Regions from separate parts of the Homo sapiens genome. Here region 1 is linked to region 2. The links are chromatin loops, found by intact Hi-C in ENCODE. Cell type or tissue: ovary. All regions are shown on one strand. Links, peaks and the distances in the headings refer to the core of each region. The heading gives the core; the rest is flanking DNA. Region 1 holds the start of ACBD3-AS1 (ACBD3 antisense RNA 1). Region 2 holds the start of LOC105373115 (a long non-coding RNA gene).

Evidence for each region. Peaks named below come from ENCODE experiments on the same cell type or tissue, not always from the same donor. Only the 100,000 strongest peaks of a DNase experiment are listed, where the experiment ranks them.
Region 1: it touches region 2 in a loop (4-fold over the local background); 1 of 110 quality-filtered maps calls a loop at or near these places.

Annotation. Positions count from the first base shown.
Region 1 is chr1:226,146,958-226,163,075 of GRCh38, forward strand. It overlaps ACBD3 (acyl-CoA binding domain containing 3), which reads right to left. Exons shown (of 8, transcript NM_022735.4): 4 at 14,574-14,732; 5 at 12,227-12,401; 6 at 7,690-7,876; 7 at 5,378-5,662. It overlaps ACBD3-AS1 (ACBD3 antisense RNA 1), which reads left to right and starts at 1,046. Exons shown (of 2, transcript NR_146443.1): 1 at 1,046-1,111; 2 at 7,646-8,020. In ovary, for the core only: no CTCF peak of the experiment used is centred there; no DNase peak of the experiment used is centred there.
Region 2 is chr1:226,517,557-226,533,674 of GRCh38, forward strand. LOC105373115 (a long non-coding RNA gene) reads right to left here and starts at 3,244. Exons shown (of 3, transcript XR_949221.2): 1 at 2,557-3,244. RefSeq lists enhancers at 2,705-3,399, 3,400-4,092. In ovary, for the core only: no CTCF peak of the experiment used is centred there; a DNase peak (open chromatin) is centred at 9,445; H3K4me3 peaks cover 622 bases; H3K27ac peaks cover 522 bases.

The sequences.
Region 1 (16,118 bases), core at 5,817-9,816, 370 kb before region 2:
CTCAGCTCATTGCAACCTCCACCTCCTGGGTGCAAGCGATTCTCCTGCCTCAGCTTCCCAAGTAGCTGGGATTACAGGCGTGCACCACTACATCCAGGTAATTTTTGTATTTTTAGTAGACATGGACTTTCACCATGTTGGCCAGGATTGTCTCAATCTCCTGACCTTGTGACCCACCTGCCTCGGCCTCCCAAAGTGCTGGGATTACAGGCGTGAGCCACCGTGCCCAGCCTATCCTTTCTTTGAGAAACTGCTCTTGTTGGGAATTCTGTTGAACCATTTAACAAGTTATGTGCATGTGAGCATTTATTAGTTCGTTCATTCATTCATTCATTCACTCATTCATTCAAATACCTAAGTATGTGCTATACACCAAACCCTGTTCTGAGCCCTGGGAGCCCAGTGATGAACATCTAGTGGTAGCAGTGGTCAGCATCCTATCTCTTTCTGTGCTTACTACCATTCCTATTTCAAGGTCCCATTTTCCCCTTTCCATAGCCATTCAATTCCTAATTCATCCTCAGGAATTTCACTCATCTGAGTAACATGAAAATGTTGCTCTCATCATCCTCCTTCTGACCAATATGAGTCCTCCCCATTTTAGAAAGATGGAAGATGATTTGTGAGGACTATTGCTTTCTGTATATCTTAAATATAAGCAGTAAAATGAAAAAATCATAGTAGAGAGATAGGCATTCAGAGATACTCTGAAAATTCAATTATTTTCACTAGGCCAATTTAACCCAGAGATGATCTAAGTGGCAAAAAATGGGCTCTGAAAGGTTTGCCCCGGTTAAGAGTTTTTTGAACTGTAATGCTATGAGGTTAGGAAAAAAAATGCCTCTAGAAACCTACAGGAATGAGAAAATTATGAACCAGCTTCGAAGTCACAGTTTAACATATTTAATACAAACCAGCTCAAAGAGGTCAAGGGAGTATTCAGCACAGAAGACAAGACTTTCGGGTTTATGGTTGTTGTTTTTGTTTGTTTGTTTGTTTAAGAGACTGGGACTACAGGCATGGATTTTCAGGTTTATAACATGGCAGAGTGAATTCTGGCAACACACTGAGTGATGCTTGTCAATGGCCACTATCAGGAATTTAAAACAAGGTAAGTTTGAGAAATTCTCACCGTCTATAGCAGATTAAGGAGATATGATGACTGACTATAATGTGGCATCCTGGAAAGGATCTTGGAACATTAGGTAAAAACTAAAAACATCTGAATAAATATGGACTTTAGTTAATTAATGAATCAATGTATCAATATTGTTTCATTAGCTGTGATGAGTGCACCACAGTACAATGTAAGATGCTAACAACAGAGGGAACTTGGTGCAGGGTATATGGGTACTCTTTGTGCTATCTTTGTAACTTTTCTGTAAATCTAAAACTATTCTAAAATTAAAAGTTTATTTTAAAAAAGCAGATGGCACTCTTATAAAGGTAGGTCAAAACCAGATTTACTTAACCACAGAAATACCTATAATTAAGCATGTTTCACATGCAAATGAGAAATACAGAACCATCCAAAATGTACACTATTGTTGACATCCAAGAAATAGACTGGTCCATTGATTCAAGACTCAAATTTTGTTTTAAATCTATAAAACTAAAGATTACTGGGATAGATGAAAAGGCATCTTTTATGAATTTAAGCCAAGGTTTAGGACCTGTAAACAATGAAGAAAATGGAGAATTAAAACAGGAGGATGTGTTACCATCCATGCTTCTTCAGAGAAAGCAAACTCCTCTGTCTACCTTTCAAGACCTAAGGAAGAAAAACCAAACCAAAACCCAAAAAACTCAGACTCTTCTACCATATGAAATACAAGACACGGTAGGACAGTAGCTTCTAAGGCATATGGACAAATACAATTTGTGAGCTAAATCTTTAAATGGGATGAAGTGACGCTCATGTAATGAACAATTCTTAGGAATGATAAAGCTTCACTGCTGTGAGGCTAAAATGTTTTAGCTGCAAATCATTTTATGATTAGGAATGGTACAAGTACAGGGAATGCCATCTTTCATTTGAGGGACATATTAGAACTAAGATCAAGGATATTAAGGTTCTTACCTCTAGAAATGAACCCCTGCCATTTTCACTAGTGATCTTCCCAACACCAATATAACCCCAAAACTATCATCAGCTGAGGGTTCAGACTAGGCAGTAACCACCTTTTAGAAGCTCTCTAATAGGCAAGCCAGGAGAAATACATTACCTCAACCAACTTCTGAACAGAGAATTCTTATTCACAAAGCTCTTTCATTTTTTTTTTTTTTTGAGACGGAGTCTGGCTCTGTCGCCCAGGCTGGAGTGCAATGGCACGATCTCAGCTCACTGCAATCTCCACCTCCCGGGTTCAAGCGATTCTCCTGCCTCAGTCTCCCAAGTAGCTGGGATTACAGGCATGTGCCACCATGCCTGGCTAATTTTTGTACTTTTAGTAGAGATGGGGTTTCACCATGTTGGCCAGGCTGGTCTTGAACTCCTGACCTCAGGTGATTCACCCACCTCAGGCTCCCAAAGTGCTGGGATTACAGGTGTCAGCCACTGCGCCCAGCCATCTTTTTTTTTTTTTTTTTTTTTTTTTTTTTGAGATGGGGTCTGGCTCTGTGGCCCAGGCTGGAGTGAAGTGACTTGATCTCAGCTCACTGCAACCTCTACCTCCTGGGCTCAAGCAATTTTCCCACCTCAGCCTCCCAAGTAGCTGGGACTACAGGTGCACACCATCACACCCAGCTAGTTTTTTGTATTTTTGGTAGAGACAGGGTTTCATCATGTTGCCCAGGCTGGTCTTGAACTCCTGAGCTCTAGCAATCCATCCGCTTTGGCCTCCCAAAGTGCTGAGATTACAGGCAGGGGCCACCGTGCCTGGCCTCACAAAGCTCTTTGTAAGTACAGTAATTTGTATGCATACAAAAAACTTTCCTTCCCAGACATCTGCAGACAGTCTGACTTTAATGAGTCCCTGTGATGCAACAGAAAGGACAGAACAGGTTCTGATGTTGTTGAAGGTCACATGAGAAAACAGTAGTGCCCCCTGGCTAATCTGCTACAGTCCTGCTCTCTAACTGCTTTTTATTTTTTTTAATTTTTTTTTTTTTTTTTTAGAGGGAGGGCCTAGCTCTGTCGCTCGGGCTGGAATGCAGTGGTGTGATCATATAGCTCACTACAGCCTCGAATTCCTGGACTCAAGCAATCCTCTTGCCTCAGCCTCCCATGTACCTGGGACTACAGGTACATGCCACCACACCCACCTAACTAAAAAAAAATTTTTTTTGTCGAGATGTGGTGTCACTCTACAAAACGGGTTGCCCAGACTGGTCTTAAACTTCTGGCCTCAAGAGATCTTCCTTACTTGGCCTCCCCAAAAGCTGAGATTACAGTCATGAGATACCATGCCCAGACAGGCTTTTTCTTTTTTTTATTTTTGAGACGGAGTCTCGCTCTGTTGCCCAGGCTGGAGTGCAGTGGTGTGATCTCGGCTCACTGCAACCTCTGCCTCCCAGGTTCAAGTGATTCTCCTGCCTCAGCCTCCCGAGTAGCTGGGATTACAGGCACCCACCACCACGCTCGGCTAATTTTTATATTTTTAGTAGAGACAGGGCTTCACCATGTTGGCCAGACTGGTCTCGAACTCCTGACCTTGTGATCCACCCACCTCGGCCTCCCAAAGTGTTGGGATTACAGGCGTGAGCCACCGCGTCCGGCCCAGGCTTTTTCAATCTTACATTTTTTCTTTCTGTCTCAGTCAGTATTATTTATGAGCAATGCTTTGCCTTGCTGGTGGTACTCAGGAATAAAGACTGATGAAAACAAAATGCCGTGTAAGACAAAGCAGCTCATGCTTCCATATTTACCAGCTAGAATCTGGACCTGTGGTATAATGAAGGATTTTAAATCTGCTTCTGGGGTAAAAGTCAATCTGCAAGATGTACTGAAATTTCTGGGATACTCTGATGGTTCATGTAGATAATGATACGGAATTATCTTTGGATTATCTTTTGATTAGCATTAAATATTAACTGTTAAATTGAATATTAAACTTAATTTCAAGAAATGTATGGCACACCTGCAGTGTATGTTTCTGTAGATAGCCCCAGAGGCCCCAGGGTGTTGCATGGTATGGTAATATGATTGGACAACTCTGTACTTCACAAGTTGATAGAACTTTCAGGCTTATTCCATGTACTTTCAATAATATCTTTTTAACTTTATCCCACTGTAATCTGTAAAGCAACATTGCCAACCCTCTTCAAGAACAAGCAGTCTGTTTACAAGCCACCTGAAAGGTCAGTTAGTCTGGAAGAACTGAGACATGGTGCTTTTCCATTCTCACAGGGCATGCATTCCATATCACTTTCAATCAAGTCAACAAATAAATTAAGTGCTTATTAAGTGTATATAAACAAACCCTACATTCTAACTTTCCTGGGTAACAAAAATAAAGAGACCCTCTTCTCAAAAAGCAATACATTTATAACCTATTTCTTAGACCAAGATATTTTAGACTGTCCTTTAAAACACCCAATTTTGTCTACTTATTCAGAGGAAGTAAAAAAATTCCACTCTAGCAAAATAGGGATTTCCAAATGGAAAAATAATTGAAATTTTTTTAAGTGGACTATTCTGGTGAGTTTCTGTATTTACATAAAAAATTTTAGAATAATGACCTAAAATGCTAATATCAACAATATAAATTTAAATAAATGCCAGGGTTGACAGGAATTCTTACTTGCTCCTTTAAAATTTTTCAAAGTGGGTCGGGTGCTGTGGCTCACGCCTGTAATCCCAGCACTTTGGGAGGCCGAGGCGGGTGGATCACAAGGTCAGGAGTTCGAGACCAGCCTGACCAACATGGTGAAACCTCGTCTCTACTAAAAATACAAAAAATTAGCCGGGCACAGTGGTGCGTGCCTGTAATCCCAGCTACTCAGGAGGCTGAGGCAGGAGAATCGCTTGAACCTAAGAGGCCGAGACTACTGTGAGCAGAGATCATGCCACTGCACTCCAGCCTGGGTGACAGAGTGAGACTCTGTCTCAAAAAAAAAAAAATTTTTTTTGAAGTAATCTTGCATATTTGGCTTTTCAACACACACGGTTAGAAGTAAAATAGTATTCAGAAAGGAGTAAAATAGCAAATTGCCAAATAGATTTTCCTGGCATTCAGAAAAATTCAGGTTTAGGCCCCAGTCCCCTACAGGAGCCTGGCCTCATAACATTTTCAGCCCAAGGTCCCACTAATGAAGAAAGTGTTCCCTAACCATGAAGTGTTAGTCAGGAAGCATAAGGCTGGGTGACACCTGAACTATGTACCATTTCTGCCAACACACAACCCAGCAGCTACTGAATATGGACCAAGGGTTCTACCTTCTTCCTCCTCGTCGTCATCGCTGGACTCACTGACATGCACGCTGACAGCAGTGTTTGGAGAGTCTGTCCATTCAAAATACACCCCAAACCCAATGTCATAATTGTCTGTGGCAAATTCCCAAAAGAGATATGATCCTTCTTCATGGGTGGGTACTCGAACAGTGACCACTTCTCCTCGGCCCACTGTAATCACGGAATCTGCATCCTGCTGAATCTTCTCTTTGAAGTCTTTGATCTGAGGTCGTGTCCACATGGATGGAGCTGCTATTACTGGAAGAGATTCTAAAGGCAATAGGTATTAAAAAGCTAAAGAAAAAGAGCCTTCACCCTGCAGGTAGCCACATTTTCATAGCACTACCTGATCAGTTGTACTCAGGCACCAAGTACAATATGGTCTAGCTTAGATCAAGGACTTGGAGGAATAAAAAAGCCTCCCCATGGGAGTCTCTCCAGATTACTATGTTTAACAATGTTGCAGGCACTCAGAGGTCATCGTACTTCTTCAAGTAACAATGGCAGCCCACAATTTTAGAAACGAATTTTTTTCAACACTCCCTCTATGGGGATTCAAGAATGACCTTGGGAAGGCCCCAGCTGGAGTGAGGGAAATATTCTAGCAAGGAAGAGAGATTCTGGCTTTAGGAATAAATTACTCTTGTGGATGTGAACAAAGAAAGCTGGACTTTGACTTCAGCCTGTCTGTTGAAAAATTCTTCACCTCCAACTATCCCAAAGTTCTAGGGGCTATTCTAAAGGAGCTCAAAGAAACAAAAACTCGGACAGGATTAGAACCACTAGGGACTGAGAAAAAGGGGTAAAGTCTTGTTACTGAGCAGTACCTATGTGCACTTGACTATGCAATAAGTTTTTCAAAGTTAGTCACAGAGCCTTTGAAATATTTTCTCTCATTTGAAGATGCTAGTATAATCCCTTGATAAGAAAAAAAAAGGGAAGGGGGCAGTAAACCAAGGGATTTCAAAGCCTTTTCTGAAGCAATTATTACTTGTTCTAAACAGACAAGGAAGATCTCTGAAACCAAATTTCTTATGAACCATACCACCATCCCTGACCACTGTCACTGAAATGCTCTCCTCTTCCTCCTTACTTAGTTAACTCCTCTTGCTTCAGATATCTCAGGTCAATTGTCCCTTCCTCTGGGAAGCCTCTGGTGGCCTCTCTGACTAGGTCACACTTCCCTGTTTTACATTCTCTCAAAGATAATGTACCTCTCTCTCCATCACCGTACTTATCACAGCTACAATCTACATTTTCTGTGTGTTATTTTGCCTCACCACTGTACTCCTAGCACTCAGGAAACCTTCAACTAATTGCTGAATGAACAAATGAGCTGCCCATGGAAAGCTAGTAGAGCTTTGAAAATGCAGTTATTTTCTAGGCAACATGATACATTAGTCTCAAAAATATATCTATTTCTATGGTAGCCAGCCTCCAAGATGGTCCCCAGAGATTCTCACCTCTGGGTCTTCATGCACTTGTGAGGTCACCACCCACAATATATAAGGATTGGTATGTGTGACCAACAGAATATGGTGGGAGTTCCAAAGTCAAGGCATAAAAGACACTGCCACTTCTGCTAGGGGAAGCCAGTAACTGTTTTGAGGACCCTCAAGAAGCCCTATGGAGAGGCTTCATGGGGCCAGGAATTGAGCTTCCAGCCAAAAGCCAGCCATGTGAGGGAACCATTTTGGAAGCAGATCTTCTAGTCCTGGCATCAACATCTTGACTGCAATCTCATGAGGGAGCCTAAGTCAGAGCCATTCAGCTAAACTGCTCCTGAAACCCTGACCCACTGAAGCTGTACAAGATAGTAATAAATGTTTATTGTTATTTCAAGCTACTAAATTTAGGTGTAATTAATTTTTGTTTGTTTTTTTTTTGAGAGACAGTCTTGCTTTGTCACCCAGGCAGGCGGAATCATAGTTCACTGCAGCCTCAAACTCTTGGGCTCAAGTGATCTTCCTGCCTCAGCCTCCCAGAGTGCTGGGATTACAGGTATGAGCCACTGCGCCCAGCCTGTAATTTGTTATGCAGCAATAGATAATTTATATATATATATATGACAAAACATAACTTTTGTCTTAAAAGTGTCCAAAGACATCTGATTTGCTCTTCTACACTGGTCTATGAGTCACCAGAGCATTAGATTCAGACTAAAAAGAGTAAAAAAATGTTCAACTCTCACAAATATGTAATTGTTCTCAAAAGCTAATTATAACCTGACTTCATGACTTTTGCCTTTCACAGATTTGGAATTATGACATCTGGACAAACACATATGCAAAACCTACCTTTTGGTCCATTCTCCAGGGCTTCTTCTGCAGCTTCTGGTTCCAGTTCTTTTTCGGAGCTGTCAGTGTGTGTTTTGGCCTGTCCATTAACTGACATCATATTACTTGGTACAGTTGCATTCACTTTTGATGATGTAGGCAAGGAAGACCCAGCCACTACTACTTCCTGTTGTTTCTGTAATGCTGCCTACAAACCAAGAGAAAGTGAAGACACACTGACCAGGAAGGCTAGCAAATAAGACATCTGCCCTGGAGTACATCTGATACCATGCTTTTGCCCTACCAAAGTGCTATGCTCAAGAAATTACTAATAAATTTTTATCAGTTTTTATCCTGTCTATAATGAATATTATTAGTACAATATCAAACTGACAGCTAAAAATAATAAAAAATCAATAAAAATTAATGTGGACAAAAACCTGCAACTAAGGCTCACATTTCTGTGATCTGAGAATCACCATAAAAACTAACCAGGAAAAATGAAAGTAAGGCCAGCCAAAGTGGCTCACACCTGTAATCCCAGCACTTTGAGAGGCGGAGGTGGGTGGATCATTTGAGGTCAGGAGCTCAAGACCAGCCTGACCAACATGGTGAAACCCCGTCTCTACTAAAAATACAAAATTAGCTGGGCATGGCAGCACACGCCTGTAATCCCAGCTACTTGGGAGGCTGAGGCAGGAGAATCGCTTGAACTCGGGAGGCGGAGGTTGCAGTGACCTGAGATCGTGCCATTGCATTCCAGCCTGAGCAACAAAAGCGAAACTCCATCTCAAAAAAAAAAAAAAAAAGTAGAAATAATCAACCCAAAATAAAACTATTAAAGGCAAAAATTGAACACAGTAATGTGCTCTTGAAATTGATGGAAGAAAAAAATCTTGATAAACTTTAAATACACAAAATTTGAATTAGAAAAATTAAACTTGGTGGGAATAGTCACAGAAGAAAATTCACAAAGGCAGAAGCTATAATTGGCAAAATCTGGTATGGGCCCCCAAAGCAATAAAAAAATCAAATATGGACAATTTATTCTAACATAATTGACCCCAAAAAGTCAATAAATTAAAACTTCAGGGAAAAATTATGATCACAATGAAATTGAAAATTGTTAATCGTGTTGTAAAATGCTGACCTAAGAATCAAACAGACTTACAGGATGCAATTTGAGGTTAAAAATATTTTCTCAATGAAAATTTGTCACTGTTTATATAGTTATGATTGAAATGTGTATTCATAAATATAAAATCAAAATGTCCTCTGAGTCAAAATGGCAGTAAAAACATCTTAAATCCAAAGGACTATTTTGGGACATTCCTCTTCTAAATCAATATGGACAGATACTACTTCAAATATCTGAGTATTACTTAGGTAACTTTGGTGGGGAACTATAAATTGAATTACAACATACATGTAGAAAGTGTACAAATGATAAATTACACAGCTTGATCAATTTTCATAAATCAAACACATCCATGTAACTAATACTCAGATCAAGACAGTATCTGCATCCAGAATATTCCCTGGTACCCCTTTCTGGGCACCTGCCCTGAAGGGTAACAACTATTTGACTTATAACACTATAGATTTGCTTTGCCTATTTTAAAACTTTAAAGAAATGGGTTGTATAGTATACATTCTTTTTTATGTCTGGCTACCTTCACTCAACATTACTTTTATAAGCTACATCTATAGAGTCACAAGTAATTGTATTTTGTTGTTTGCATTACTTTTAAGTTATTCCATCATAAAAAGATAAAATCTATCCATTCTACTGTTGATGAGCATTTGGGCATGTAAGCAATGTTTTAAACTAAAACACTGTCACAAATAAGCAAGTACGTATATGTTCACTGCAGGAAAAAAAATACACACACGCACACATACACACACACACGGAAAAAGCCTTTATGATCCCATGGGGTAGGGATAATGATATATTTTGGCATATCTCTACACACATTTCATTGAATGTATCATTTACAAGCCAATTACTTAAATGAATAGCAATGCTTCTCTTTGCTGCTAATATAGGTTAATAACACAATTAAGATTTTAAGATATCTTCTTCCAAGGTCTGGATTTTCAGTAATTTCCACATCAATTTTCTAGAAGGGATACTAGCTTCCAGAGAAAGTACCTAAAATCAAAACAAGTCAGCACACTCAGAACATTCACTGCATGACAGGAAAGCAAAAGAGCATTTTTGATGATCAATAGGCCCAGCTCAAATGGTCCCTCATCTCCACTAATCCTTTCTTGAAAGGCTCTAGCAGAAAAACAACTTTCTCTGGGAACCCCCGACCATGAATCTATTGTACTACATGTAATAGATTGTAATGATATATTTCCATACTCTCTTCCTGTTATTAGGAAGTTTAAAAAAGCACAGAAAGGTATAAAAGCAACGTATCAAACACCCACAAATGTATCTACACCCCAAAATTAACAAATGTGTTCATTTTGCTATTTATATAAAAATTAATATTTTATAGGAGTAAAGTTCCCTTTGTTCCTTCCCCAGTCTCTTTCCTTTTCTCTTCTCAGAAGCAACCAATAAATTTGATAAACTGAGTTTGATCACTCTAATCTCAATTATGGATTTTTTTTTTTTTTGAGACGGAGTTTCTCTTTTGTTGCCCAGGCTGGAGTGCAATGGCACAATCTTGGCTCACCGAAACCTCCCCCTCCTGGGTTCAAGTGATTCTCCTGCTTCAGCCTCACGAGTAGCTGAGATTACAGATGTGTACCAACATGCCAGGCTAATTTTGTATTTTTAATAGAGATGGGGTTTCTCCATATTGGTCAGGCTGTTCTCGAACTCCCAACCTCAAGTGATCCACCCACCTCAGCCTCCCAAAGTGCTGGGATTACAGGCATGTGCCACCACACCTGGCCTATGGCTTTTTTTTTCCTCGAGACAGGGTCTCACTCTGTCACCCAGGCTGGAATGTAGTGGCGCCATCACAGCTCACTATAGCCTCAAACTCCTGAGCTCGAGTGATCCTCTCGCCTCAGCCTCCCAAGTAACTGGGACTACAGGCGTGCACCACCATGCCCAGCTAATTTTTTTTTTCTTTTTTAAGAGATGGGGTCTCCCTATGTTGCCCAGGCTGGTCTCAAATTCCTGGCCTCAAGCAACCATTATGGCCTTGGCTTCCCCAGGTGCTGGGATTAAAGGCATGAGCCACTATGCCCAGCCTCCATTATGGCTTTCTAGTTTTGTTTCAAAGATTTGCGGTTTTGTCCTATTTGACTTTCTTCTCATTAAATGATAGCAACCTATAAACAGGACAGAGTGTATGTGCTATTAAAAATCATCTCACTGCCTATCAAAGAAGCAGGAAAATGGAAGTGAAACTAAAGTAGAAACAGGCTTCAGAGGAGAGAGAATAAATCTCTCAAAAATACCACTTATTATCTTGAATAAACTCTGGTTTGGCATCTTTTCCTCCTCTTCAGGATTACAAAAAACTTGCAGTGCTTTTTAACTTCTAACTGATGCCAAAGACTCAGGAGAAAAGGTTGTTTAGTAAGAATACACATTTTCAAGGAATTTAAAGAGTTTGGCAAAAACAACAAAGATTATTTCATGCAGTAAGAAATGCTGAGCAACTATAATGTAACACTTTTCTTCACTCAGATTTTTTGACAGGTGGTAACTGCTTTATAAGTGAAAATTAAGTAAGTTAAACTAAGCTACGTTAAGTTTAAGGAGGTATTTTATGCCTGCACAAGATGTAAAAAATGAATGTAAAATTAGTGTCTTCTACAAGTACAAAAATCGTTCACAGGGTAACTCTTTTCTCATTTGACTCCTCTGATAGTCCTGTGAGGTTAACAGGACAGGTGCTTTGATTTTATATCCTATTGTTACGGACTGAAAGAAAGAGCAGAACAATCAGAGCAGTAATAACTTGTCTGAGATCAAACAAGGTAATGTCAAAGCCCAAAGAGAATCCAAGTGTTATGAGACTCCCAGTCCCATGTTCTTTCACCTAAACCAACCTCTCCTATGTGGAAGCAAAATACTTGGGGGCAGGCAGTTGGAGGAGGAATAGCAATGTGCTGTTATGAGCACTGCCTAACTATGGTGCCTAACACAAAGTCAAATGGACCCAATCTAGCTCTGCAGAACCAGCCCATGGTCTTAGGGCAGGGGAGTCCTCCCACTGGAGGCTGTCCAAGCCTCTGACAATGCACTGCCTGAAGGACATCTCTGAACTATGGCTAGTTACTCAGGTCCTCATGTTCCAGGACCACTATTAGGGTCTATGCCAGACTCACAGTAAAGACACTCAACCCATACAACTCCCAAATACCCTTATGACAATATAACATCATCGGTTGCTTCGATAACACATATTTTCTCTCACAATTGCCTGTGCAATTCTCAAGTCTGCCTAAAAGATCACCCAAAAGTTACTTTACACCTTAGAGGCTAACTAATGCAAAATTCATTTGCGACTGTTAAAAAAGAACTTGGGTTCCAATGAAACTAAAAACTCTCTCTAAGGCTGAATTCTAGGGTTGTCTATCGTACCTGTTGCTGTGCAAGCTGGACTTGATACAACTGCTGCATGTACTGCTGATAGTGTTGCTCCTGCAACTGGCGGATGAGAATTTGCTGCTGTTCGTAGTTCCCTGGATACTGTTGGGCTGCATACTGCTGGAACTGCACGGCAGTCTGGGAGTTTAAAGCTGCCATTATCTGCTGCCTAAAAACATTAAAAATATATATACTAGTCTGGCTACAGGAGATTGTTCATGACAAAATAAAATGTCCTTATTACTTACTTTTACAGTCTGTAACTCTTAAAAACAACTAAGCTAGTAATGTACACCAATTAGTATGTGTTCTGGGTCCAGAAGAAAGATTTAAGAAAATAAGCCTGGCCTCTAATTTTTTACTTAGGATTTTCCAGGAAAATTCGGGATGGAAGATAAGCATATGATCATCATCATCATGACCACCATCATAATTATTAACATTTATTGTGCCCTTACTATGTGCCATGCAGTGTTGAAAGTACTCACACATACTAACCCATTTAGTCCTCACAACAACCCTCTGACAGAGGGTTCAGTAACTTGCCCAAGACTATACTGCTAGCAGATGCTACAGCCTGATGCAAATCCAGGCAGTTTGGCTCTAGAGCTACACTAATTTACCACGATGCTTTAAGATGATGGATTGTCATCTCTGACATAGATGAGGTATTTAACTGTTGGCTATGGCTTCTGTACCTAAATACATAAAAAACAGTAAGAGGCAGAAGAATAGCTGGAAGATGTTACAGGTGGCCCTGGTAAGTATAAATAAAGCCAGTGAAAAATTAAGGGTCCACAGCATTTAATTTAAAGCCTGTCTTAATAGAGGAAATACTGAAAATATCTTGGCATGCTTAGTTTAGAGATACTCATATTCTTTTATAGATAAACCACATGCTTCTTCTTTTTTTTTTTTTTGAGACGGAGTTTCACTCTGTCACCCATGCTGGAGTGCAGTGGCGTGATCTCAGCTCACTGCAACCTCCACTTCCTAGGTTCAAGCGATTCTCCTGCCTCAGCCTCCCAAGTAGCTGGGATTACAGGCACCTGCTACCACGCCTGGCTAATCTTTATATTTTTAGTAAAGACGGTTTCACCATGTTGGCCAGGCTCGTTTCAAACCCCTGACCTCAATCAAGTGATCCGCCCGCCTCGGCCTCCCAAAGTGCTGGGATTACAGGCATGAGCCACCACAGCCAGCAACCACATGCTTCTTAACTTACTTATGTGACCAACTTAACAGAGACCTCAAAGCCATCTATTAATAGATAACAAAGCAAAGCCTCACAAACTCCTACATACAGCACAACATTCGATCCACCTAGGACAACCTCCCCCAAAAAAGAGCTGCATTCATAGTCTTTCTCCAAAGTTGAATGAGGGCCTGGATTAGTTTGAGGCTAGCACTAAACCTTTTTCTGAGGAACTACCCAGAAATAATGAGAAGAAATCAATGGACTCTCATGTTCTCTGGTTTAACCTACAAGCCATGCCACCCCTACAAACTCAGACTTACTTCCCAGTGTTTTATGGGTGTTAATCACTGCCTCCTTGTACCCACAGCTCCCTCTTGAAGAACCTGTCAGTCTCTGAGTCTCAAAGCCCTTACTGAGTAAGCAATAGTTGAAGCCTCCAAATCTTGTACTAAGGACTATAAATGGATATCTGACATAGACTGGACCAACAAGATTCTCTGTCCTGGGAAACTGCAACTGGGTCTCACAGATTCCAGCCAGTCTCTGTCAGATGCATGGAAACATAGACCAAATAAATCCTCGGACAGCCTTGCATATGCCAAAGCAGACAGTTGACAATTTGCAGAGAGCAAGGATGAAGCAGAGACATAAGCTGAGAGAAGCAGAGACAAGAAACAGAGAGCGCAACCAAGCAACCTCAGCTCCTGCTTCCAATCTCTGGGTTCTGCAAGTGAACCCCCAAACCTTCTAATACATTCCTTTTTTTTTTTGAGACGGAGTTTCACTCATTACCCAGGCTGGAGTGCAATGGCGCGATCTCGGCTCACTGCAACCTCCACCTCCTGGGTTCAAGAGATTCTCCTGCCTCAGCCTCCTGAGTAGGTGGGATTACAGGCATATGCCACTGCGCCCAGCTAATTTTTTGTATTTTTAATAGAAACAGGGTTTCACTGTGTTAGCCAGGATAGTCTCCATCTCCCAACCTCAGGTGATCTCCCAACCTCAGGTGATCTGCCCGCCTCCGCCTCCCAAAGTGCTGGGATTACAGGCGTGAACCACCACACCTGGCCCGCTCATTTCTTATTTTTATTCTATTTTTTTTCCATTTCTCATTTTAAAACATAAGCCACATAATAAACTTACTTTTGCTGCTCCAACCGAAGCCTTTCTTCTTCTATCCGTCTCCTTTCCTCTTCCTCCCGTCGAAGCCTTTCCTCTTCTTCTCTCCTACGTTTCTCTTCCTCCTTTTGCAGACGTTCTCTTTCTTCCTCTTCACGCCGCCTTCGCTCCTCTTCCTCCTTCCTACAAGGCAAAGATAGAGAATGAACCCTATACGTTGAATCCTGTTTAAAAATAAAACTTTAGCTCCCAGGGAAAACTGACATGACCTTTTTAGAGAACAATGTGGATATATACATCAAAATTTAAAATACATACACTTTACTAGCAGAAACTTATAGGGAATCAATCGCACAATATACAAATCACATCAAGAATAATTATTGTTGCACAGCAACAGAAATGTGTCCATCATAAGAAACTACTTAAGTCATTATGATATTCCTATACCCTGAAGGATCCCCTCTAATATATGCTCACAGCACTAAAAGCTTTTCCTTCATAATACCTGCTGTCATTATAATTAAATTTGTGTGATACATTCAGCAATAGATCTGCATTACCCATTAAACTAGATGCTCCATAGGGGAAGAGACTGCCTATCTCACACCACGACATCCTCAGGGCTTAGCACAGTGCTGGAAAGAACAAGCACTCGACAAACGTGTACAGAAGTAAAAAATCCACCCTGAAATATCGCAGAGCCAAAGGATAGAAATACATTGCCTAATATGTAAAGACATGTAATACACTTGCTTAATGAAAAAAAAAAAGGTGAATACAAAGGAAAAGATCTGGAAGGACATACCCTAAATTTATCAGTTATTATCTATGCAGAGGAGAGTGGAATTAAAAGAAATGTGGGAAAAAAGATTTTTTTCAGTTTGTGTTTCATATACTGCCATAAATGAAAATTTTATATTGCATATATTTGTGTATTATTTCTGAAATTAAAATTTTTTGTAAAGCTTTTAATTTAAAAAAGAACGGTTAACCTCTCAGGGCAGCCCTTGCCCAGCTTTCACCCACCCCACAAGACCCTTCCAAAAAGAACAGATCCTATTGTGCTAGGAATGGACATCTTCCGGGTCTGAGAGTGGTATGGTGTTCAGGGAGCCTGCAGACAGGATGAAAGGGAAGATTTCTAAGGAGTATCAGATAAGACACTATTTCATAAACCTACCACGAGAATTGTCTGGGCTACCTCACCTTTCTCCCCTCTAACTCCTATAAGTGATTAACAACTACCTGAGCCACAGCCAAGTCTCAAAATATTGTAATAACATGACCTATTTTTTTTTTTTTTTTGAGACAGGGTCTCACTCTGTCACCCAGACTGGAGTGCAGTGGCACATTCTTGGCTCACTGCAACCTCCGCCTCCCAGGCTCAAATGATCCTCCCACCTTAGCCTCCTGAGTAGCTGGAATTACAGGGACCTGTAACCACATCCGGCTAATTTTTGTATTTTTTTTTTGTAGAGATGGGGTTTTGCCACGTTGCCCAGGCTGGTCCTGAACTCTTGGACTCAAGTGATCTGCCCGCCTCGTTCTCCCCAAGTGCTGAGATTA
Region 2 (16,118 bases), core at 7,499-11,498:
AGAAAGACAGGAATAGTTTCAAACAGTGAGTTCCTGGACCCTAGGAGATCCCCCCACCTTCCCTGTGGAGTCAGAGAAGCCGAGGAGACTGCTCCTTCCTTGCATGAGAAGTTGAGGGAATGACTTGTGATCCCCACCTACTTTTTTTTTTGAGACAAGGTCTCAGTCTATCACTCAGGCTGAAATGCAGTGGTGTGATCATAGCTCACTGCAGCCTTGAACTCCCGGGTCCAAGCAATCCTCCCACTTCGTCCTCCTGCGTAGCTGGGACTATAGGTGTGCAGCACCACACCAGGTTAATTTTTAATTTTAGTTTTGTTGAGATGGGGGTCTTACTATGGTGCCCAAACTGGTCTCAAACTCCTAGGCTTAAGCGATCCTCCCTCCTCAGCCTCCCACAATGCTGGGATTCCAGGCATAAGCCACCATTCCAAGCCTGACGTACAGTTTCATAACTCTTTCTTTTCCACCTCCTTCTTTGCCATTTGTTTCTGAGCCACTCAATTCCAGTTAGCACTTCCACTGAGGAAGGGCTGTGAGAAGGGAGAAGCAGTGGCTAGAAAAAACAAATTAAATTAATTAAGGTCAGTTAATGAATTTATCTCTGAGTAGAGGGACAGAGTGACGGAAATGACCATTGCTGGGAGTGGAAGCAGGTGGGTTCCAGTCCCAGCCCTGCTATGGGCTATGTGGTCTTAGGGGTGGCACTCATCCATGCACTTGTCACCTGTGGAATGTGGGGCTCAGGTCAGATACTCGGTCCTTCCCTGAATCTTCAGTGAGTTTGGGAGAAATGAGCATAGATACGTGTTACGGTTTCCCTACAAGAATGTTCATGCAGCTTTACTTCTAAGAGCAAAACATTTGGGGGGAAATAAGGGCTTATGTGTTTTTTTTAGTAAAAATGATTAAAACTTGCCTGTGGCTGGGACTTGGAATGGGGAGCGACTGCAAATGGGCCCAAGGGATCTTTTTGGGGTGATGGAAATGTTCTAAAACTGGATTGTGGTGATGATTGCACAACTCTGTAAATTTATTAAAAACCATTGGATGCTATGTAAATTATATCTCAATAAAGCAGTTAAGATGATTATAAATGCGGGAGAAAAAGATCCCATATCATGGTGGTTGCCTTACAGATACCTCACTTTGTGGAAGGCATTCTGGAGGAGGCGATGATGAGCAAACTACACTCCTGTGTTTCTACAGAGCTGTTAAATTAGCCCAGTGTGGAGAGGGGCATGAATACAAATTGCTCTATCGCATGAAAGCATGTGGTTAAATGGTACCAAAGAAAGAAAAATCAGAATCAGGAGGAGGAATTTAGGAGAGCTTGATGAGATCCAAACGAAGATGAAAATCGAGGCAGAATCTGTGAGTGGCTAAAGACAGAAAAAGGAAGGCTGTGCGGCCCATGAGCAGTTCCACTGAACATTGGAAAAGGGCGGTGGGGGGACCAGATACTGCACCCAGGCACCTAGTGACCAGTTGGTCCAGGATGGGCCCAGAGTGGCTGTGGAGAGAGGAGTCTGCTGGCAACCACAGTCATTCAGCCATGTAGTTGTGGTGTGTGCCTGCAAGGCTGGGCTTTGGAACTGGGGAGGACATGGCTATCAGCTAGGAAGTGGCAAAACCAGAATCTGGGATCCAGAAGAATAACTCTGGTGCTTGGCCCTCAACCACAAAGCCACACTGGCCCTCAACAACAATGCCACATTGCCTGCCTTACTGAAAAGGAGACTGAAGCTCAGAGGGGCTGAGTGAGTTGCTCAAGGTCACACAGCAGGAAGTAGTAGGGCTGAGAATTAAATTCAGGTCTCCTGGTGCCAAAGCTGAAGCAGATCCCACCAGTCTTGCCTCTCCACTGCTAAGGAGGACACAAGGACACAGCTAGTCCTGCTTTCATCCTCCTGGGACTCTGCCTGCCTGGGGAGGGGCCGAGGTACAGAGGGAGGGCTGGGTTGAGGCTATTCTTTCAGCTGCAGTCATGTGGTTGGGGAGAGCCATATTGAGAAGGACTCAACATAGCTCTCTATAAAGAGGAGCCTTGGAGCTCCCCTAAGTTCTCCTTTTGGGGTGCTTGTCATTTGTCCTGGCAGGAAATGGCTTGACTAGATGCCTGCTCAGCATCTGAAAAGGCTGACAGCTGTGCACAAGGAGACAGCACTTTGCCATGTTCACCCAAGGAGAAGGGAAGGGCAAAGTCTTTCAACTCAACCCCTTCACAGTGTGCCTTTCTGCCTTACGATTTGCTTTAAGAGCTCTCATTATTTTATTTAATGCAATAACACACACTGAATTCTTACTAGAACCAGCATTCAATCACGGCTCAATGTCCAAATTTATCCCTGAGCTGGCAAGACTCCCAAGCCAGGTGTACGTGCGTCCCATGCAATGCTTGACTCTCTCTGGAGTGATCTTGAGAGGTAAGCCAGGGACAGTGCGGGAGGAAGGAAGGGGACACAGTGTGTCCTGGGTATTATCATCTGCTGCATTATGAGGAGACCTGGACTGAGAGAAGGGAATCCATTCCTCAGAGGCTGGAACGTGGCTTACCTTCTTTCCACTCCTGCCGTAACCACTTCAGTCCCAGGACAGCAGTGTCTGCAGGAACCGCTGTCCTACCACAGGGGGAGTCCCTGTGCCTCTGTAATTCCTGTGACTCCTGCCTTGGCTCCTGGTCTGCTGTCCATTCCCAGGGCACATGCTGGACCCTGTGTTTGTTCCCAGAGCAGCTCCTCTTCTGAAATCTTCACTTCCAATGCTTCACTTTCTGACCACAGTCCCACAATATGCCTTCATAGCTGAGCCCTGCTGGAGAAAAATCAAGTGGCCTGTAGATTGGCCTGGGGCCCAGCCTCAGCGGGGCATTTGGTGTCACTCAGCAACCACTTGACCTGGTCCTCTGAATGATTCCCCTTAATAACCGTCCACACCGTCACCATTTTCTTCAAGCTCTTCGCCCCAATGTTGCCCCCTCTGTCACCTACTTTAGTGAGCAAATTGCTGTGCGTTGGGTGCCCCATGTACTTGCCACATGGGTTTATAATGATTTATTTATGTATTTGTTTCCCCAACTCGACTGCATCCTTCTTTGGGTCAGGATCTGTCTCCTATTCATCTTCCTTTCCCTGTTGCCTGATCCAGCACCTGCAACCTCCTGTGGCTTAATCACTGTTGCCAAGTGAATAAGAATAGATCAAGGGGTCAAGGCAAAGGCTCATAGCGGAGGCTGGCTCAGGGAGATGACCCACACACTTGTTCCTGTGAGCTAGGAGGAGCTCAAAGGGCCTCCAGGGACCTCTATGCTGCTCAGCTGGCATTGAAATAAGAGAAGACCAGTAACTGCTCTCTGCATTCTAAAATCCTATGTTGGGAGATGAAACGCAAAATCTGAGGTCATTCAGTCCTTTACAGTGCGGTTTCCATGGCAACTGTGGCCAAGGCCTGGGTAGGGGCAGCTGTGCCTCCTGAGGCCAGGCCCAAGTCCCACCTGTGTGTAGAAGAAGGGCACCCTCGTCCTTTCTGCATCGGGCAGGTGTACATGGGTTTCCAAGTCTTTTCTCTCCCGATTCACACACCCCGAGCAGCAGTGGAGCCATGAACTTCCTGCAGAGTTGAGAGCTTGGGAAAGCGGGGCAGGACAGACTAACCCTGAAGGACTGAGCTGCACCCACACACCCTGGACTCCTCAGCCCACCCACAGGTGCCACCATCCAAAGTCACTTGACCTGGGTGGACTGGGAATAATTCCGCCTCTTTCTTCTGGGAGTGGGGGTTTGAGGGAGTTGTGTGAAGACAATTTTTGTGTGTTTCTCACCACTCTCCTGCCCCTCTGCGATATCACTGGGCTTTATGACCAAGAACTTGCTCTTCTGGGTCTCAGTTTCCTCATCTGCACAATGAAAGGGCCACACTCAATGTTAGCAGGTCCTGGCCAGGTGTGGTGGCTCACGCCTGTAATCCTAGCACTTTGGGAGGCTGAAGGGGGCAGATCACCTGAAGTCAGGAGTTCGAGAGCAGCCTGGCCAACATGGTGAAACCCTGTCTCTACTAAAAATACAAAAATTAGCTGGGTGTGGTGGCATGCACCTGTAGTCCCAGGTACTTGGGAGGTTGAGGCAGGAGAATCGCTTGAACCCGGGAGGAGGAGGTTGCAGTGAGCCGAGATCGTGCCACCACACTGCAGCCTGGGCAACAGAGCGAGACCCTGTCTCAAAAAAAAAAAAAAAAAAAAAAGAAAGGGAAAGAAAAAAGGAAAACAAAAATAGCAGGTCTTAAATACACTGCGTTTCTGTGTCTGCCAGCTCCTACCACCTTCTCTTCATACCCCCTCTTCACTTCCCTCTCTCCTCCTCTGTCTCTCCACCCCCTTCCTCCTCATCTCCCTCCTCATCCTCCTCCATATCTCCTCCCCATCCTCCTTACTTGTCTTCACCTGGTTCCTGGTGACCCAGACCCCGTCGCTCTGCCTGATGGCCTCTTGGTTTCTCTGGAGCAAGGTCCTGGGAGCCTCCTTGACTTTCTCCTGGGCCTTTGAACCCTGCCCTAGTCCATCCCTGAATAGAGATGGGAGTAGGGAGAGAAAGTGGCAGACCAGGCTGCTATGTGGCATGCTTGCCCCCACATTATGGAGCGGAGATCTCTGGGTCTGTTCTCCAGGTGCTCCCTGCACCCAGCCCAGCTCAGCCATGCCTCTTTCTCTTGCCTTCTGGGACTCATCTACTAGGCCTTTTCCTTATCATTTCCATAACAAGCTCTTTGCCTCTGCTTCCTCCTCAAGCTAACTTTCCTTCTCCCACCTTTCTGTCCTGGCTCTCCCTCCCAGCAGTCTAGCTCCACCTTTCACTCCTTAAGACTGCGATTTGGTGGACAACCCACAACTGCCCTGAACTGAGTCCTTTGAAGGAGATTTGAAGTCTACAAACTGCCAAACTCAATCACTTGACTCAGTTCTCATCCTTCCCATGGGGGTGGCATCTTGTTTTCATCACGGAACACTGTGTCACATAGTTCACTGAATGCTGGGAAAGTGCCCAAATGCTTTGTGGGGCCAGGCACGGTGGCTCACATCTGTCATCCCAGCACTTTGGGAGGCCAAGGCAGGTAGATCACCTGATGTCAGGGGTTTGAGACCAGCCTGGCCAACATGGTGAAACACTATTTCTACTAAAAATACAAAAATTAGCTGGGCGTGATGGTTCATGTCTATAATCCCAGCTACTTGGGAGGCTGAGGCAGGAGAATTGCTTGGACCTGGGTGGCGGAGGTTGCAGTGAGCTGAGATCATGCCACTGCACTCCAGCCTGGGTGACAGAGCTAGACTCTGTCTCAAAAAAAAAAAAAAATGATTTCTGGGATATTCTTGTTGCTATTCCATCCCAGGCTCATCCCATTCTTTTCTGCCTGTGGTTTTCACCAGGGCATTTTCTCTGGAGAACCGTGTCCTAGGAAACCCTGCTGGCTCAAGCCCACGTAGACCCTCCCGTGGACCACCAAGGCTCAGAGCAAGGACTTCTCATTCCCTTGTGCATCATTAAAAAGCACTGCTTTTCCTGCTACAGTCATTACAGGCTGAACTCTTCTAATTTTTTTTTAACATCTTGAGATATATTTACATGGGCCAGAGTAGTTTCTTTTTGTCTTTATCTCTTGCTTGATCTTTTACTTCTATATATGTTAGTTATCAAAACAATGAATTAATTCATTAGTATGAATTGATAGCCTCAACTGATAGCCAGTTAGGTTCTTTTAAAAAAAGTATCATTATAGACTCATGGATTTATATATATTTGACCTATTTCAATACACTGCTGTTACTGTCCTTATTGGTACTCACATTTTCACATCTCTGGCCAGCGGGAGCCTCTTCACCCTGGCTCCTGAGACCATTTTACGACTCTATCAAATCAAATTTGTCTTTGACTGTTTCCTCTCTATCTTCTGTGACAAGCTGCTCCAGGCTATATGATTTTCAGGGGCTCTGCTGCCAGTGATGGTTGGATGGTTGGATGACGAGTATTTTTTAAAGTTCCTTACATTATCCCTTTCCCCAGGGCAGGGAGAAAGTGTGGAAAGGTGGGAGGCAAATCTCTTCTGTGTTTCAGGCTTACCCAGGAGGATTGAGCTGGATTCCTTTCGACTGGGGAAAATGACAAGGCTCCCACCCAAAAGGGGGGCAAAGAGGGGTTTCCCCAGCAAAGGTGAAGGGTTAGGTTTGGGAGTTTCCAAGGGTGGCAGGGAACAAGCCATGTTTCCTTGTGGAATCTGGGAGCCGCCAGACCTCTGCTGGGGTGGCCTGCGGATGCAGGAGGAGGCTACTCTCAGCGAGCTGTGGACCTGGGCTCCTCAAGGGGATCCCTATTCTCACGGTTATCTGGGCTGCCCGTGGACCATCCCAGTCTTGGCAACAGGCAACTTAGAAACAATTCCATGATGGAAGGCTGGAGGCCTTTCCTGGTTTTCTACAAGTTCAGCTCTCTAATCTTGCACAGCCCTTGGGAGAGGGAAGCTGACTTTGATATCACGCTGGAAAATGGGACCCAGAGAAGGTTTAATTTAGTTTAAGCGAAGTCATGAGGCAGTTCTCATATCCAAGGACAGTTGTCTGTGGCCATGTCCCCAATTTTGAGACACACCCTTTAACTTAGGACATTTTGTTCCCTAGTCCTAGGTCTCTGGGGAACAGGAGGCTGTCCTTTCTCCAGATGTGGAGGATAGGGAGAGAAGAATCTGCTGTTTAAAGCCCTTCATAAATGCTAGCAATTATGATTTCCCTCTATGCCCCATTGCCCAAGAACTCCAGGCTCACCTCTGCTTCCCTTTCTTGTCCCACTCACCACCCCCTCCTCTGTCACACAGTTTATTGAGCTCCATCCACTCGGAACCATTTGCAGACTGAGGAATATGTCATGTGCTCTCTTACCTCTGGGCCTTGGCACATGCAGGTATATCAGTTAGGATTAGGTTCAGCTGCAAATTACAACAACAACAAAACAAACAAGTAGTTTAAATCTGACATTTATTTATTTGGCATGTGAAAGAAGCCAGAAGGGTGGCTCTCCAGGGCTGATATAGCAGCTTCACAGTTGTCAGGATGCAAGCTCTTCTTAACTTTCTGCTCTACCATACTTTATAGTTGGTTTCTATCTCAAGTTTGCTTTATGACACAAAATAGCTGCTGGCACTCCAGCCATCAAGTCCACATTCCAGGCAGAAAAATAGAGGAACTTGGTTGTGTCTCCTAGTTGAGTCAGAACTCCTTCCAAGAAACCCTGTAAACTTGTATTTATATCCCATTATTCATTGCTAGCTACAAGGGAGTCTGGGAAATGTAGCCCTTTAGCTAGAAATATTGCCTAGCAGGATAAAATGATGTTCTAATCATCAGGAAAAAGAGATAGATAGATATTGGGTAGAAGCTAGTAATCTCTGCAATCAATGAATGTCCCTTCTCTTTGTTCAACTTGCTCTATTGACCCTTTTGCTCTCAGCCTAGATAGAGCTTCTTTTAGGAGACAGGCCTCTTGTAGGTACTTTCCTTGTCCCAGACTTCCTCCTTATCACACTGTATTGCTCCTGCTGCTCCACCTGTCAGTCTCCTCCCTTGAACATGAGTGCCTGGAAGGCAGGGACTGTAGGTGCTCAATAAAGGCTTATGGAGTGAATGCTGGGAGAAGGCTGGGGCAGCCTCATCCAGGAGCATGTCACACTATTTCTCCCTGTGCAGAATGCTATTATAAACTCCAATTGATCTTGCTATGTTTTCATTTCTATGTCATTACCACAAATATGTACCCAAACCTTGTTTTTGAAAGAAAAAACATCTCTTCCCCAAACCACCTGGGATGGCCCATGATTTGTACCTTCACAGCTTTGGAGAATGGAATATAAAAAACAGCATAGCGTCCAAACGGATCTGGACGTGGTCTGTAGGGCAATAAAATAAAAAGTAATTTATAAGTGGCAAGAAATTTGAACTGAAGCATAATTTTATTTTGTGAGGAAAGCCAAGCTGTTCCATATAATTTGTCATTCAAACGGGGCTCTCTGACTTGCTCAAGCCAAAGGCTCCTAACTCCTTCCCATCTCCGACTGACTCCTTCTGATTTAATTCTAAGTGGCCGAGCTCCCGGTATCTCCAGTAAAGATGTTTGCTATCTCTTGGCTTAGGCAGGTTGTCTATACTCTTTGTAAATGGCTGATCTGAGATGAAAAATTTTGGCCGTATTATCCTAGAAATGTGCTCCTAGAAAAACTCTATCAGTAGTTTTCAATTCTCTATCACTGTTTACCAACCCATTCCAAAATTTAGTTGCTTAAAACAACAATTTATTATTTCTCAAGATCCTGTGGTTTGGCTGAGCTTAGCAGCGCAGCCCTTCTGTTCCTTGTGTATTGCTTAGGTCACTCCTGTGGTTGCCTTCAGCTGGGAGCTTGCCTGTGATTGGAACATCCAAAATGGCCTCTCCTCATACCCCATTTTCCATGGTGTGATTATTCCACATTGCATGCCGGTATCAAAACATCTCATGTACCCCATAGATATACACACCTACTATGTACCCACAAACATTAAACATAAAAAAATAAGGAAAAAATGGACTACCCTTTTCCAGGGCCTCTCTCCACATGGCCTTGCACCATTCAGTAGCCAAACTTGAGCTTCCTTCAGCAATGGCAGCTGGCTTCCAAGGAGGAACTTCCTAAGGGGGCAAGCCCAAATTTGCAAGTGCTTCCAAGGCTTCATGCCTGCTAATATCCCATTGGCCAAAGCAAGTCATGAGGATGATCCAAGAGTCAATGAGAGAGGGGAATACACAGTCCACAAATACTAAGTGACATGTTTCCTTGACCACCAATATAATAATCTACACAAGTGCCCTCTAAGGAGAATGGAACAGGAGAGGAGAAGACTAGCCTGGGGTGAGCTGCATTCCTTTTAGTATAAGTTCCACGACTTCATGACTTATTCTTTGAGCTCCAGAGGCAGAGCCAGTGGATGAGGGCTGCAAGGTAGCAGGTTTGGATTTTAATAGGAGCTGCCTAACAGTGAGACACCTGCTTTGTGAGACAGTGAGCCACCCATTGTGGGGAGTATTCAGAGAGAATCTAGATTGCCTCTTGGTGGGAATGTGTAAGGAATTCTTGCCCGAGCTAAGAGCTGGACTAAATAATGGATAAGCTTTCTTTTAACTCGGAGTCTATTTAAAGCTCTCCTAGGCAGGCCAAGAACATTTGTCTCACAGATAACAAATTCATGTCAAGCCACTTGCAAGGTGGGGCGAAGAACGTAGTCCTCCAGGTGGAGAAGATCCCAGCTGTGGAAGGGACTCTGTCTGCGGATTGGGAACATTCTTTGTGCTCTCGTTGATTGACAGCTGCACTGGGGTTGAGAGGGCGGGACTTCCTGGCCCAACCAGCCGTGAGGGAAACAAACAGGAAAAGGTGACTGGGTCCTGGTCAGCACCGTCCAAACACGCTTCCCACAAGTACTTCAGCTCCACACAGCCCTTCAGGGGCTGCCAGGGAAAGAGGAGGCAGGGGCGGGGGAGGGTAAGGGAGGCTGTCTGGGGAGAAGCCACTGACCTTGCACTCCATCAGAGCAGCTCCACTTTCGTTCTTGCAGACTGAGTTTTCTTGTGAGATTTTTGTTTAAGGAAAAGCTTCCAGGGCTAAAATTGAAAGCTTTAAAACTACTCAGAGCGATTTTATCCATGAGAGACATTAAGTCAGCCGAAGTGCCCTGCTGCAGGGGGGACCCTGCGTAGCGGTGGAGGACGGGGGTAGGGAGGCAGCCCTCCAGGCCTTTGTTATTGAGGGAGGGCAGTGGAGGTGCTCAGGGTGGGGCAGGGCTGGGGCCGGGGCCAGAGTCAGCTCCTGCACCGAGGTGCGGTCTCAGGGTACAGTTTCAGGGGGCTTGGCCCTTCTTACCTGGGGGTGGCCCCAGTCTATCTAAAGGCACTAAGACACCCACAGATGACAGAGCCAGAGCCAGGGACGCTGGGACGACCACTCCTGGGGGCACTGCGGGAATGTGAGGGCACCAGTCCAGCTCCAGGTCTGACTGGAAGATCTAGAGCTCCCCTAGATTTGGAGCTCGCCCTACACTCCCGGCAGCACCCTCTCTGGACAAGCCTGGGAGCCCGGATCCTTTTGCTCCAGAGCGCCTGGCACGTCCTCAGGGTGAGGCATCCTGGTGGTGTGCTGAAGGAGGATACCCTCCCATCTCAGCTTCAGGCAAGCATTCTTAGGGCTTCAGGTCCAAAACACGACCCCTTTCCACCTCCAGACAAAAACAGAGTGGGGCCAGCAAGGTGGTCAGGATGGAATCTTTTGGACAAAACCAGTGCCTCCTGGAGTGAGAAGCAGACCAGTGTACCATAACTGGAGCCTGTCTTCGGCACCTCCCACCTCCTGTTCCAGGACACCCTCCCCTCAACACGTATATTAGTCTTCTATTGCTTTGTAAGAGATTGCCACAAGTTTAGCAACTTGAAAAGACACCCATTATTCTATGGCAGTTTTTGGGTCAAGAGACTGTACGGCTTCACTGCATCCCTTGCTCAGAGTCCCCTGGGCTGTATTCCCCTCTGGAGGCTCACCTGGGGAAGAATCCACTCCCAGATTCACTCAGACTGTTGGCAGCATTCACTTCCTTGCAACTGTACCAAGGGATGGGGTCGGGGAGTGTCCCCCTGTTTACTGGCTTTGACTGGAGGCTTGCCCTCAGGTCCTAGGCTGCCAGCTTCCTGCCACAAAGGCCTGGCCACTGATTTCTTCTGCCCTCAGGAGATGAGGCAGTATGGTATTTTTGTACTTAAACATAGAAAAGGTACAGTAAAAATATGGTATTATAATATCACTGACAGTCTCTGCCCTCAGGAGGCCCTTCTCTTTAAGGGCTGCCTGCCTGATTAAGTCGGGCGCACCCAGGACAATCTCCCTTTAGATGAACTCAAAATCAACCAATCTGGGACCTCAATTACCTCTGAAAGTCCCTTCATTTTTCCCATAGTCCATTGGCTAGAAGCAAGTCTCAGGTCCCACCTAAGCTCAAGGGGAGGGGGATATACAGGGTGTGAACAGCCAGGGGACGGGAATCCTGGGGGGCGTCTCCCACACTCCTCTTTTGGAGACCTCAGGACCCAGTACCCTAATCCCTTCCTTCACTTGTGAGGACCCACACCCTGCGACCCCTGCCACCTGCCCCTACCATGCACAGCTCTTCCAGTCCAGACCTGCTCATAGCAACTCAGTTTTCTGTCCTATCCTAACACAAATTTTCTCCCAGCTGTCAGACAAGATAGACATAATTGGATCAAAGAAGTCCCCAAAGGGGACTCTGCATCGTCTTTGGGGGGCTTCTGCCTTATTCCAAAGAAGTGACCGGGAGAGACATGTTAGGGGTCCATGACTAGTGAATCATAAAAATGGTTTACAGTTAAGTGTTGCTTAATGACAGGGATTATGTTCTGAGAGATGTGCCATTGGGTGATTTTGTCCTTGTGCAAACATCACTGAGTTTGCCACCTAGGCTATATGGCATATAGCCTATTGCCCCTAGGCTACTAACCTGTACAGCATGTTACTGTACTGAATACTGTAGGTAATTGTAACATGATGGCAAGTATTTTTGTACTTAAACATACCTAAACATAGAAAAGGTACAGTAAAAATATGGCATTGTAATCTTAAGGGACCAGTGTACTACTCTGTGTGGTATGTTGTTGACTGAAACGCCATTATGCTGTGAGTCCTCACTATCTGGATGCTGGGAAGGTGGCTCTTAATCACTCTGCTTAGATCACCGCTTACTTTGCCACCCAATAGGGCCATCTTTTGTAGGATTTGGGGGTTATGTCTGCTCCTCCCACCACCCCAGAAGATAACTTATCTGATAAACCACCTACGCTTCGTGTGTTTGCATTTTGCAGGGGCTCAGTACCAAAAGAATTGTCCCAGTCTCTTCTATAAAGTGTTAATAATAATGATCATGGTAATAGTCCCATTTATCGAGCACTTACCATGTGTTGGGCACCGTGTTAAGCACTCTATGTAGTCCTCATATCAACTTTACGAAGAAGGTCCTATTTTAGAAATGTGGAAGCTGAGTCTCTGAGAGTCTAAGCCTCTTGCCCAAGGTCACAAGTTGATGAGTGGCAGAAGTAGGATGGTCCCCTCCCTGGAATGTCAGAGTCCAAGCCCGTGTGATACTGCCACTCCTGATCCGAACACTTCCTGTCCTCAGTTGTTTGGTTTCCATGCCCTGCACACCTCCCTGGGCACAGCCATGGCTGGGGCTCTCTGAGTCGGCCCCTGACTGGCCTGGGAGGGGCTGAGCATGGAGCGAAAAGAATTGCCCTGGATACAGGCTGAGGGCCTTCAGGGAGCCCTTTGCCACACGGCAGCCCAGAGCCTCCCCTGAAGCCTCAGAGGTACTGCCATAAGTGAGAAACCAACCTACGCCCAGGAACCAAATGCCAACAGAGACCAGTCTGTGGTGCCTGCCAGAATAACAGAGCTTCATGTCCCCATGTGTCATCACAGGAAACATGAGACCACGCAACTAATGGATGCCAAAGCAGCCTGGGCCCAGTGTGCTGCCTCGTGAAGCGGGGACAGAGGGGCTGGGGAGCTGGAGCCAGGCTAGCTGGGTCAGGGGTCCCAGGGCTGGGCCTCCCGCTTTTAGAGCCAGAGGAAGTGTCACTGAAGGACTTGGAAACAGAACACTAAGAAGACACTGGGTCTTTGCTTGGGACCCATCTTTGCTGATTTGAGGATGTCCAGGACTGAGAGCACCTGCTTTCTTGATTGGCTTTGTTTTTGCTGTTGTTTTGTTTTTTAGTTCATGACTTGTTTAGTTAAACTGCAGAGTAGGGAGTATAATGGCACATGACTCACCTCGGAGGCCTAGTAAAGATGACCTTCAAGGAAAAAGGCATGATCTCTCTGCCTCTCTGTCTCGCTGTCTCTCTCCTTCTCTCCCCAAGTCCACTTCTCTCCTTTTTTCTCTCCCCTTTCCTGTTTCTCTCTGGATTCCTCCTGGCTTCTCCATCTTCTAGAGAGTCATCAGTTCTGGGACTCCCACTGCTTCCGAAAAGACATCAGTGAATTGGGGGATGTCTGGGACAGCTGAATAATAAAAATTTTACGTGGAGAGACAGAGATTGATTGGTGCCTGAATGAGTGGGCGAATTCAATTCACATTGATCGAACTCCCGGGATGTGCCAGCCTCTGTGCTCAGCCCTGGGTGTGGGCGTGTGTTGCAGGGAAGTGGAGTCAGGGGCTGGGGGAGGAAGCTACAGAAGCCTAACCCTGGCAGTAAGGATTCTTAGGAGGGTGGGAGGAAGAGTCAGCCTCCCTGCCTCAACCAGGGGTGCTTGTCCCAACTCCACCACAGTCTCTGGAGAGGGGGAAGCAGAGGAGATTGATTTTCAGTTTCCAGGGCACTGTCATCCTCTGTCCTTCTTAGCAAACGCCTCCCCGACCATCTTTAGTCCCCTCTGTCATGTTCACTGCTGCCTGCAGTCCCCTTCTGTTTCTGTCAGAAATAGCCCAAATCAAAGGCAGTCTCCAGACAAGTGAGGGGACTGACACCTCTCAGAAAGTCCTGTCCTCACCCACTTCTGTACCCAAGTGGAAGGAGAGAAACCTCATGAAGCTGAAGGAGGGAGCCTCATTACCCAGGACCCAGAGGAGACGGGGTTTTCATGAGTGGGACGATTAGAGCTCTGGAGGTTCCTTGCCCACTTACAGACCCCGTTCTCTAGCCCAAGATTAGAGGTCTGTTCTGGTCCTCACACGCTCTGTCTTGGGGCTGGGGAGGGGACTGCAGGGAGCCAGACATCTGAGGTCAGGGCCTGGCCACATGAACCATGGGAGAGAACAGATAGGGTGTTTGGAGGTAACCTCATGTTTTTTCTGCCAGTCAATTTGGTTTATTGTTCAGATCTTCAGCTGTAATTACAGGGAAACCCAACCCTAATCCTCACCAGGTTTAATCAGGAGAGCTGATTTATAGATTGATTACAACTTCATAGATTTATTAGGAGCTGAGTGGGGCCAGCGTGTAGTGGGCTGAGTGAGACTGGCCTGTTGCACTGGGAGACAGAAAAGAAGAATGAAAGCCAAAAGCCAGGGAGAAAGGGGAGGGAGTCAGGAGGTGAGCAGAGGGAGAGGTTGGGGAGAGAATCCAAAGAGAAGAGATGGGCCTCAGACAAGCAGAGGGGAAGAAGCAAGGGGAACTGAGTGAATGTGGAAAGAAAGCCTTTGGGACCAATCTCTCCAGCAATTCTTAGGAACTAGGCAGGGCTCATTATTTAACTTTTCTAAGCCTCAGTGTCTTTATCTGTAAAATGGGCGTAATGAATACCTACCTCATAGGGTGCTTGTGATGATAACATGAGACTGTGCATGCGAAAGAACTAGGTATGGTTCCTGATACCTGGGGTGGGGGTGTGTGTGCAGGGGTCAGTGGGATAAAAGGAAGAGGGAGGAAATAGGAGAGACAGCAAAGAGAAAGAAGACAAAAAAGAGAATATTGGCAGAAACGGATTCATATACTATACATAACTGCCATGGAAGAAACTGCTACACGCCCTCCCCAACCATTCCCTCCTTCCTCCATAGTAATGAGCTTTAAATATTTGATTTAGATTTTTTTCTTTGAGACAGAATCTCGCTCTGTCACCCAGGCTGGAGTGTAGTTGTGCGGTCTTGGCTCACTGCAGCCTTAACCTCCAGGACTCAAGTGATCCTTCTGCCTCAGCCTCCTGAGTAGCTGAGACTACAGCTATGTGCCACCAAGGACTCCTAGACTGTGCACTACTGAAACGTGGGCAGAATTCTGAACCACACCTGGAAGCCGAGGGGACATGCCTGGCTAATGTTTTAATTAATTTATTTATTTATTTTGTAGAAACAGGATCTCATTATGTTGCTCAGGCAGGTCTAGAATTCCTGGGCTCAAGCAATCCTCCTGCCTCAGGCTCCCAAAGTGTGATTTAGATCATTTATTTAACCTTTAATTTAGAGTAAAGTTTCCTAGCCTCTTTTGTAGTTAGATGAGGCCAGCGGATATAAGTGGAAGAGATCTATGCAGGTCTAGGGGATGCGTTTGAAAGGAAAAGATGCACTCTCTCCTTCCCTCTTCCCACTGGCTGGTGCACCACTTGAGCCATGCAGACAGCCCTTCCTGGCATCCTAGGAATGTCAGAGTGTCTAGATAAAAGGATCCTGGGTCTGTGACTCTGTAGCCACCACAAGAGCATAGGCAGTCCTAATGACTCTGGGGAATTAAGCTACTTTACTGACCTAAAATTTTAGGAAAAAAAACCAAAAAACAATCATTATCTTGTTTAAGCCACTTTGATGTTGCATCTTTTTAATATGCATCCCCACCTTGATTCTAACTCAGAGCTGTCCAATCAAACTTACTGAGATGATGAAAATATTCTCTATTTACATTGTCCAGTATGGCAGCCACCAGCCTCTACATGTGGACATTGAACATCTGAAATATGACCAGTGTGACTGAGGAAATGAATTTTAAGTTTTAATCAATGTTGATTAATTTAACTTTAAATTTAAGTAGCCACATGTTAATAACTACTAACTGAGAGGCTACTTGTTCTTCTCTGGAATCAACCCTCTTGCCCTTTAAGCGGCTTCTCCATGAAGGGAAGAGGCCTCTGGGGGTGTGTCCCCTCGGCTTCCAGGTGTGGTTCAGAATTCTGCCCACGTTTCAGTAGTGCACAGTCTAGGAGTCCTTGGTTCTTAAGAGAACGAAAGTCTGTCCAAGTTCAGCTGCTTTTAGACCAGAGAGGCCTCTGCTGGCTCTCGTGTTCTCTCTCTTAACAGCCTTCCACATTCTTCTCAGTAACCTGGTCATCAGCCCCAGCCTTATCTACTTTGGAAAGATGTAAATAAAACTGTTGGCATAAGAAATGTGACTTGCCAAGGTAAAGTGCTAGCTCTGAGTGTCTACTGTGGGACTCCTTAGATCCTAGACAGTAATCTCCTCCTCAGCCTTGCTAGAGCTCCTCTCAGCCTGTTTTTCTCAGATCATCAGCACTTTAAATTCAGTGTGGCAAAGATTCTTCCTTGGGTCATTAAA